2 separate regions of the Homo sapiens genome follow, and region 2 is linked to region 1. Evidence: chromatin contacts called from ENCODE Hi-C or POLR2A ChIA-PET data. All regions are on one chromosome and are shown on one strand. Each heading gives the region's core, a stretch centred on a gene start or an enhancer-like site at or near the end of the contact. The rest is flanking DNA. Distances are from core to core; before and after follow the strand shown.

The links. A loop is a pair of places that touch in the nucleus more often than their neighbours do. ChIA-PET counts read pairs that join two places held with the same protein, here RNA polymerase II (POLR2A). Pooled maps may share reads with other maps.
Region 2: a loop to region 1 is called in a map of CD8-positive, alpha-beta T cell, with 8 times the contacts of the local background. The contact joins two enhancer-like sites. A Hi-C loop is called at or near these places in 4 of 168 maps with a recorded cell type or tissue (B cell, CD4-positive, alpha-beta memory T cell, CD8-positive, alpha-beta T cell and 1 more) and 10 of 50 pooled maps. POLR2A ChIA-PET finds 5 or more read pairs at or near these places in 9 of 52 experiments (CD4-positive, alpha-beta T cell, CD4-positive, alpha-beta memory T cell, CD8-positive, alpha-beta T cell and 6 more).

Annotation. Positions count from the first base shown.
Region 1 is chr6:25,439,986-25,443,894 of GRCh38, reverse strand. All of the region lies in intron 5 of CARMIL1 (capping protein regulator and myosin 1 linker 1), which reads right to left. It also overlaps a transcript of LOC124901281 not described here. Among named protein-coding and RNA genes, the nearest start is that of CARMIL1, 160 kb to the right of the region's middle. Within about 2 kb of position 2,119, at least 2 of the 41 ENCODE cell types and tissues checked have a DNase peak (open chromatin) inside an H3K27ac peak, as active enhancers do; they include CD4-positive, alpha-beta T cell and CD8-positive, alpha-beta T cell, where a contact is called at or near this core.
Region 2 is chr6:25,403,059-25,407,048 of GRCh38, reverse strand. The region is part of intron 2 of CARMIL1 (capping protein regulator and myosin 1 linker 1); the gene reads right to left. The region is part of intron 1 of LOC124901281 (a long non-coding RNA gene); the gene reads left to right. Among named protein-coding and RNA genes, the nearest start is that of CARMIL1, 130 kb to the right of the region's middle. RefSeq lists an enhancer at 2,092-2,301. Within about 2 kb of position 2,153, at least 10 of the 41 ENCODE cell types and tissues checked have a DNase peak (open chromatin) inside an H3K27ac peak, as active enhancers do; they include CD4-positive, alpha-beta T cell and CD8-positive, alpha-beta T cell, where a contact is called at or near this core.

The sequences.
Region 1 (3,909 bases), core at 870-3,369:
GAGGCAGAGGTTGCAGTGAGCCGAGATCGTGCCATTGCACTCTAGCCTGAGCAACAAGAGCAAAACTCCATCTCAAAAAAAAAAAAGAAATTGCCATAGCCACCCCAACTCTTAGCAACCACCACCCTGATAGTCACAGCAGCCATCAGCTTCCACACAAGCAAAACCTTCTCCAGCAAAAACATTACAATTCACTGAAGGCTCAGGTGACTGTTAGCATTTTTTAGCAACAAAGTATTTTTAAGGTATATATATTCTTCTAGACATAATGCTATTGCATACTTTAGTAAACGTAACTTTTATATGCACTGAGAAACCAAAAAGTTCTTGACTCACTTTATTGCAATGGTCTGGAACCAAACCCATAGTACCTCCAAGGTATGCCTGTTTACCTAATACATGTCAGATGTCATTAATTTCTTCAAATTCCGTGTAAATGCACAAGATCTACAAGTGCAGCATGATTTTTGTCTATTTTACCCAAAGGAACCTGTAATTAAGAACCATTATTTTAATACTTCGGGGTAACCATGTTTGAGAAGACATTATAATTAAAATGATATTACAGAATCTGGCAATTTGGAATGGTTCATCTTGGTTCAAAACCATCATCTGGCATTTTAATGGCATTATATTCTGTCTACATCAAGACAATGAAGCAGATATTATGCAAAGAAACAGCAAGGCTGTCAGAAGTAGGCACAGCCATTATTCAACTCAATTAGGTAAACCTTGGACACAGAAAGCTGGACTTCTGTCTGACCTCATCTAGGATCACATTTCTCTTTTAAAATTCTTGCTTTGTTTCCATAAAACTGCAGGCCATGCTCTTTTGATGATACATAGGGGGTTCAGCTACTCAAACACAGGAAGAAAATATGGCAAAAATCTTTGACCGGAAGCTGGTGGGATTAAAAACAGGAAGCTGACAGTCTACAACTACAGAAAGAAATAAATTAATCTTGATGGTAGATTTGGAAACCAGAGCCTCAGTTTTACTCGAAAAACAAAAGTGGACATTCACACTCAGGGTTAAGGGGAAATCAATCAGAGAGTAAAGGAGGCAGCAGCTAGGGGAGACATCTGTGCGAACCAACCTGCAGACGTGTCCAGCGGGGCCTTTTCAAGTAGCTCCGCTTCTTTACAGTTCTCATTTTTCTTTTTCAACTGAGATTTCAGGAGCTAAAGTAGTCTCATGAAACAAGTTCATTCATTTCCATAAGAGATAAAGTTGTAAAAACTAAATTTCCAGAAGGTAGGAACTGTTTCTTATCTATGCTAACACTGTGCACAGAAATAATAAGTGAGAGGAGAATCCACTCTACAGAAGTTGTTTTCCGCCTGTAGTGAAATGAGAGCAAGGAGCCCCATCAGTGTATTTGTTACCGGGCACCAGCTCACACACACATACACACACACACACACATACACACACACACTGTTAAATAGACAGAAAGACAGAGGATTTGTTGTCCAATAAGTACCATAAAAGGTAAACCAAAATCCTAAAACAAAACATAAGCAAGACATGTCTCTCACATGCAGGCAGCACTAGCGTTGATTCAGCATTTGCATTATATGCATTTAAATTGCACAAGACTCAGAAAATAGTTCTATGTGGCAGCAAGAAACAGCAAACTAGATGACAAACACACCAACTCTTTGTCCATGCAAATCTCATGATAAACTATTGACACAAAAAAATTATAGATTATTTTAATGTACTCACACTAATTGATTTCTTTAAAATTCAATTCCAATGCTCAGCCTATGCAACATGGCAGCTGTCTCCAGAATAGCACATGCTTTAATGCTGCAAGCCACACCACAACAAAAGGCTACCTACTGCTTTGCAAAGTGAAGAGACTACCAAAACACAGCAACCACCTTTCTCTTGTTTATATATAAACTCCTATTTCATCAGCTTTCTCCATAATAACCTCACATTTTCATACCTCATACCTGTATTAACAATATCATTTAATACTAAAAAAAAAAAATCTAGCTTTGTTTTGGAGACCAGCCAAGGTTCTTGATAGTAGAAAAGCTGAAGGCCGTAACACAGAATGACTTCCTGAAGAGAACTGCCATCACAGACAACCCTGAGAAAACAGATGACAACACTGAAGCTCTAAACCCTTCCCTAGTTCACCCCATAGGGTTGTCACTGTCTGAGAGGTGAGGCCTCCAAGGACAGTCTATAGCAAAGATTGGAATGTTAACAAAACACACGATAACAGTGATTTGAGTTGGGGTGATTTTTAAATTTAACTTAAATTTTCTTCTTTACAGATGTTCTCTATATTTTGAATTAAACTTTCCATATTTAATGAGGAGAAAATGTCATTTTAGAAGGGAAGGAGAGAGGGAGAGAGAAATATCCTAACATATATTTGGAGACAGGAGATGGGAAGAAAATATGACATGTAAATACTACAAATTTTAATTTAAATCCTTCATTTTTTTCCAACCTGCATTCTCTTAAGAGCTGATTACATATACATACACACACACACACATAGACACACACACACACACACACACACACACACACACATATATATATATATATATGTTTGTTTGTTTGTTTGTTTTGAGATGTGGTCTTACTCTGTCACCCAGGCTGGAGTGTAGTGGTGTGAGCATAGCTCACTGCAAGTTCAAACTCCTGGGCTCAAGTGATCCTCCCATTAGTTGGGAATACAAGCATATACCACCACACCCAGCTAATTTTTAAAATTTCTTAGTAGAAATGAGGTCTCACTATGTTGCCCAGGCTGTATATTTTCATATATTTGATTTGAATGATGGATGTTATTTTCAGAATTGTATATGGGTAAAATCAGAAATTCAGATCTTTGGAGGTATAGGTTCATTTATATAGAGTCATACGTAGAGTATTCAAGAACTGATTACCCAAACTGAGAATTTTCCAGGATCTAACTCCTCCTGATTCACCTGGTTCCTAATACCTCCTCATGAGACCCTTTTCTGTTCATCAGTCACCACCAGAGGTACCCTAAGCAAGGAAGGAGATGAGGACCCCCAAGACAGGCTCAGAAAATAAATTTGATGGGACAAATGAGTCATACAAGGTCTAAGGATTCTAAATATAGTTTCATATTCTCCAATTTATCATGAGTGGAATATATGACATTACTGGAAACATATTTTATTTTGCATGTTCTATTGTGCATTATTTATATAAACAAATATTCCCCTGACTGATAGCTTTGACTTAAGGCATACTGGGAATGTAGGAGAAAAGATACGGTTACCAACTTCTCCACCCTCTCTAGTCACACAACCAATACCAATAAAATTGTACGTTTCCCCTCCCAAAATCATATAATGCAATCTAAGGAACTTCAAGAGTAAAGGCACAACATAGAAACCACAAAATATTAGGCTTATCGAGACAAGCTAACTGTGTGTGTTGGGTAGAAAAGAGGAATGCAAGTCAAATACATTTAGGTAATTTAACTCTCTGCCAAGGCATTTTCTAAATTATAATCTGCACCTTCTCTCCAATTGGTCTCTTCATGTGAATTGCCTTTCCTTTCACTACTCTCTCCTCTGAATTTTCTCCATCCGTTTGCAGTAAATCTCCTCTGCAAAGCCAGCCTGTGCTCATTCATCTCCCACTTACACCCAATCATCTCCTGTCTCATCTGCTTCAGGTTACCTCAGCTAATGAGTTCATGGTTTGAAGGCAGGGCCACTGTCTTCTGACTTCTCTATGCCCCATGGTACATCACCCAACAAGGTACTGGAAATGGATTAAGTGTGAAGTGTATGTGCTCATCCAAAACCTCAGTCAGTACCTACTATGTGCCAAGAACTAGGGATTTAAGATTAATAAAAACATGGTCTTTGTTTAAGCAGCTCCCAGCCTAGAAGGAAAGACAG
Region 2 (3,990 bases), core at 904-3,403, 37 kb after region 1:
TTCCTAACCAGATTTCTCCTTAGCACTGGGCATGGCCCTTCATGCTTGATGTTCTCGTTTCCATACATTTTCAACTGGCCTCTGTGGTTATTCCTAGTCACATGTCCAATCCCCATTCCCTGCTACCATTCATTCTCTCTCATGACTTCAGTCCATCCCAGATGACTCCCAACTTTATGCACAGCCCAGATCTCCCCTCCGATCATCAGATCTATTGATCTAACTTCACTTGTATGTACTCCAACCCTTAAATTCAGCATGTCAACAACTAAACCATGATCTTTCTTTCAAAATCTGCCCTTCCCACAATAGGTCTGGCTCAGGAACAAGGATGGTCATCCATATGGTTTCCAAAGCCAGAAATCCAAGCATTGTCCCCTTCTCTTCCTATCTTAGTCATTCTCCAAGTTCAATGCAGTCTACCTCCCTAAATACCTCTTACATCCATTCACTTCTCTCCATCTCTACTACTATGATACTATTCCAAGCCACCACCCTCTTGCTCCTGGACCACTTGCAATAGCCTTCTAACAGATCCACTCCTGCCCCCTCAAATCACCTGCTCATATAGGATCTGAACGTGATCTTTTAAGAACCCAAACATTATTATGTCCCTTCTCTGCTTAAGCTCTTCAGTGGCTCTGCACCACTACACTGGCCCCTGCCTCCACCTCCAGCCTCACTTCAACCCAGCCACACTGGCCTTCTGTTGCTCTCCCAAGAGGAGGGCTCCTGCCCCACCTCTGCTTTAGGAGCTATCCCTTCCCCCTCTTGCTTTACCTTCACCTGGCTCATGCCTACTCATTCTTCAGGTAAAGGACTTCCCTAAGAAAGTCCAGACTACACCAGGTCTCCCTATTATATACTCCCACCGTATTTGCACATTTTCTTATGAATACTTATCACAGTTTTAATTAACAGTGGGATTACATATTTAATATCTACCAGCCCCATTAGACTGCAAGGTGCCTGGGAGCAGGGACCACATCTGTCCTATTCAAAGCTCTATTTCTCAGTGCCCAGTACATTCCTGGCACAAAATAGGTGTTCAAATATCTGTTGAGTGAATGAATGCAACAGGTTTTACTGCTCCTTCTCACCCTATTTCCACCTCTGAAAATTCAGGATTTTAGAAGGCAAAAAGTTGCTACGGTCTGTGAATCTGATAATAATTCTGTCCTGCCTGTTTTATCCTGCTGCCTACCACATAATTGACACATCCTTCCTGTTTAATAGCCATATCCTATAAGGGAAGTACCTAAAAATCTGTTGTTTGCAGCTTACCCACTTAAAACAGATCTACTAGCTAATTCCCAACTCACCTGCCAAAAGGAAAAGAAATAGAACAATAAAAAGATAGCCTAGTAGAGGAAAGGCATAGAAGTGTCAAGTGCTGACACCCCTGCCTTTTGCCTACTGTGTTCAAAGAACTTCCTCATTCACAAATTCATTACAGAAAGACAGAGTTTCAGTTCCAGAATTCTGCAGCTCTTACGATCTGGGAATGTCATTTCTAACAATGGATGTAGGGTAAGCAAAATCCACTTTAATAAAGGATTTCAGGTATCTGATGTCTTTCTGGATCTTGATTTTGCCCTTGATTGTGCCAACAGGACTACAGGGTTAAATCCACAAAACTAAATAATCAATAAAGGATGGGTCAGGGTACTGATGAGGCAGACCTTATATGAGGTATACAAATCACCATATATTATTTTAGTGGCAATGAATAAAAAATCTCAAACATAAGGCAGCCCATCTTCTAAAGCCAGGGCATATAGAAAGGGCATGCTCAAGGGAGCAAAGCTATTTTTAAAAATAGAGAATATTTTCTTTCTCGAAGCTCAGGTAAATGAGATCAGCTAGTGTTTCACTCAGGGAACACAGAAACATCACTGATTTACTAAAATAACTCCATTCAGCACTTTGACAAATGTCTCAAAGTTTCAAGATAAACTGAAAGTTCAGGCAGAGCTTTTTAAGCCAAACCCAGTCTTCACAACAGGAGGAAGTGAAACGTTGACGGGTTTAGTCATAAACACTGCTGCTGCTACACCTTTTAATGTAGAAATTAGCAACCCAGGATCTCTGCACAGCTGTGCCTCCTCCGCCGTGCCTCAGTGGGAACCAACAAACAAAAAGTGACTCCTCTGTCTTTACTGCTACAGATCCCTTTCCAAGCTTTCCTTTCCCCTGCACTTTGCCAGAAACAGGCCGGGTGCCCCAGTTTGGCATTAACCACTTCCTAGTGTGAAGCAGGGAACACTGCACCTCTATTTTTTTTTTTTTTTTTAAGACGAAGTCTCACTCTGTCACCCAGGCTGGAGTGCAGTGGTAAGATCTCGGCTCGCTGCAACCTCTGCCTCCCGGGTTCAAGCGATTCTTGTGAATCAGCCTCCTCAGTAGCTGGGACTACAGGTGTGTGCCACCATGCCTGGCTAATTTTTGTATTTTTAGTAGAGATGGGTTTTACCATGTTGGCCAGGCTGGTCTCAAACTCCCGACCTCAGGTGATCCGCCCACCTCATCCTCCCAAAGTGCTGGGATTATAGGCATGAGCCACCGCGCCCAGCCTCTATTATGTTTAAAGCTCATCACCTCCCCTCCCAAGGCAGCAAACTCCAGGTGGGTCCTTCATCCACTGTCCCTACCCCGTTCAAACAAACATATACCCAAAGCAGCCCTGCTGCAAAACCCATAAGATCCCTTCTTGCCTCCATTGAGAATGCTGGCATGGTGACAAAGGACTGGCCAGCCAGCAAAGGGACCAGCCAACATGGGAAGCCCCAACTTCCCTCTCTCAGAAGCTGTCCACAGACAACTCCCTGAAGCCCTGGTTCAAACTCCCTTCTATGTGGCTCCTCAAGTGCAGGCAGGAGAGAAATGGAGGCCCCTTGTTGAGCCAGGCAGAAAGCAGAGCCTAAAACCAGAGTAATCTTAGAAGTGGAGGGGAGGCAGGGTTACACCAGAGGATGTGTCTTCCTGACTCTCTATCTCTTGCTAAAATGAATTTCAATTAGATTAGCACTCTTTGTTTACAAACACTGTCATTAAATATTTGAGTAATTCTTTCAACCAATAATTACTGACTGCCTACCTTGTGGTAGGCACCAAGGATAAAAAGACATAAAGCTCTGCCTTCAAGCAGCTTATATTTCATTCAAAGGAGATTATACAGGAATAAATAAGTAAAACATATGGCATATCTATGGTGATAAGTGCTATGGAGAAAAATGTAGTACAAAAAGAGAATAGAGCGTGCTTAATGCCTGGGGGTTATGGAGAGGAGTGGTGGGTTAGGTGGGTGGCATTTTTAAATAGCTTGGTGTGACGTAATTATGAAGTGAGGTTGAGAAAGATCTAAAGGCAGTAAGAGAAAGAACCATATGGCTATCTGGGATAAGCATGGTCCAGACAGAGGGAATAGCAAACGCAAAGGCCCTGAGGCAAGAATATGCCTGCAGCAATTGAAAAATAAAGAAGAGCCTTGGCTTGAAGGGAGTAAGCGCAGGGGAGGTCAGAGGGGTGATAAGGTGGGGGTGAGGTGAGCCAGGAGGTCTGTGAGGCTTTATTGGCTGTTGTCCACACTGTTCTGACTGATAATTGCCCTGAAGGCCAATCTCTGACTGCCATGTTGGGTGAGAGAAGGAGAGTGGAAGCAGGGAGCTCAGGCAGGGGCCAACGGCAATAGCTTGTGAGAGATGGTGATGGTTAAGCCACAGAGGTTAGCAGGAGTGCTGAGAGGTGGTCAGACCAGATATACACTGATGATGGAGCCCATTGGTTTTGCTGAGGAAGTGAAATTGGAATATAAGAGAAAACTAGTTATTTTGCTAAGGTAACAGTTTGGTTTACACCCATGAAATAATTACATAGCAATTCAATTTAAGTGACTCCTGGATTGGTCTAGGTACTGTGTTACCTAGATGAAGTTTTTTGTTTTGTTTTTAAAAAAAAAAAAAAAAAACTCTTTATGGAAGAAATGCAACT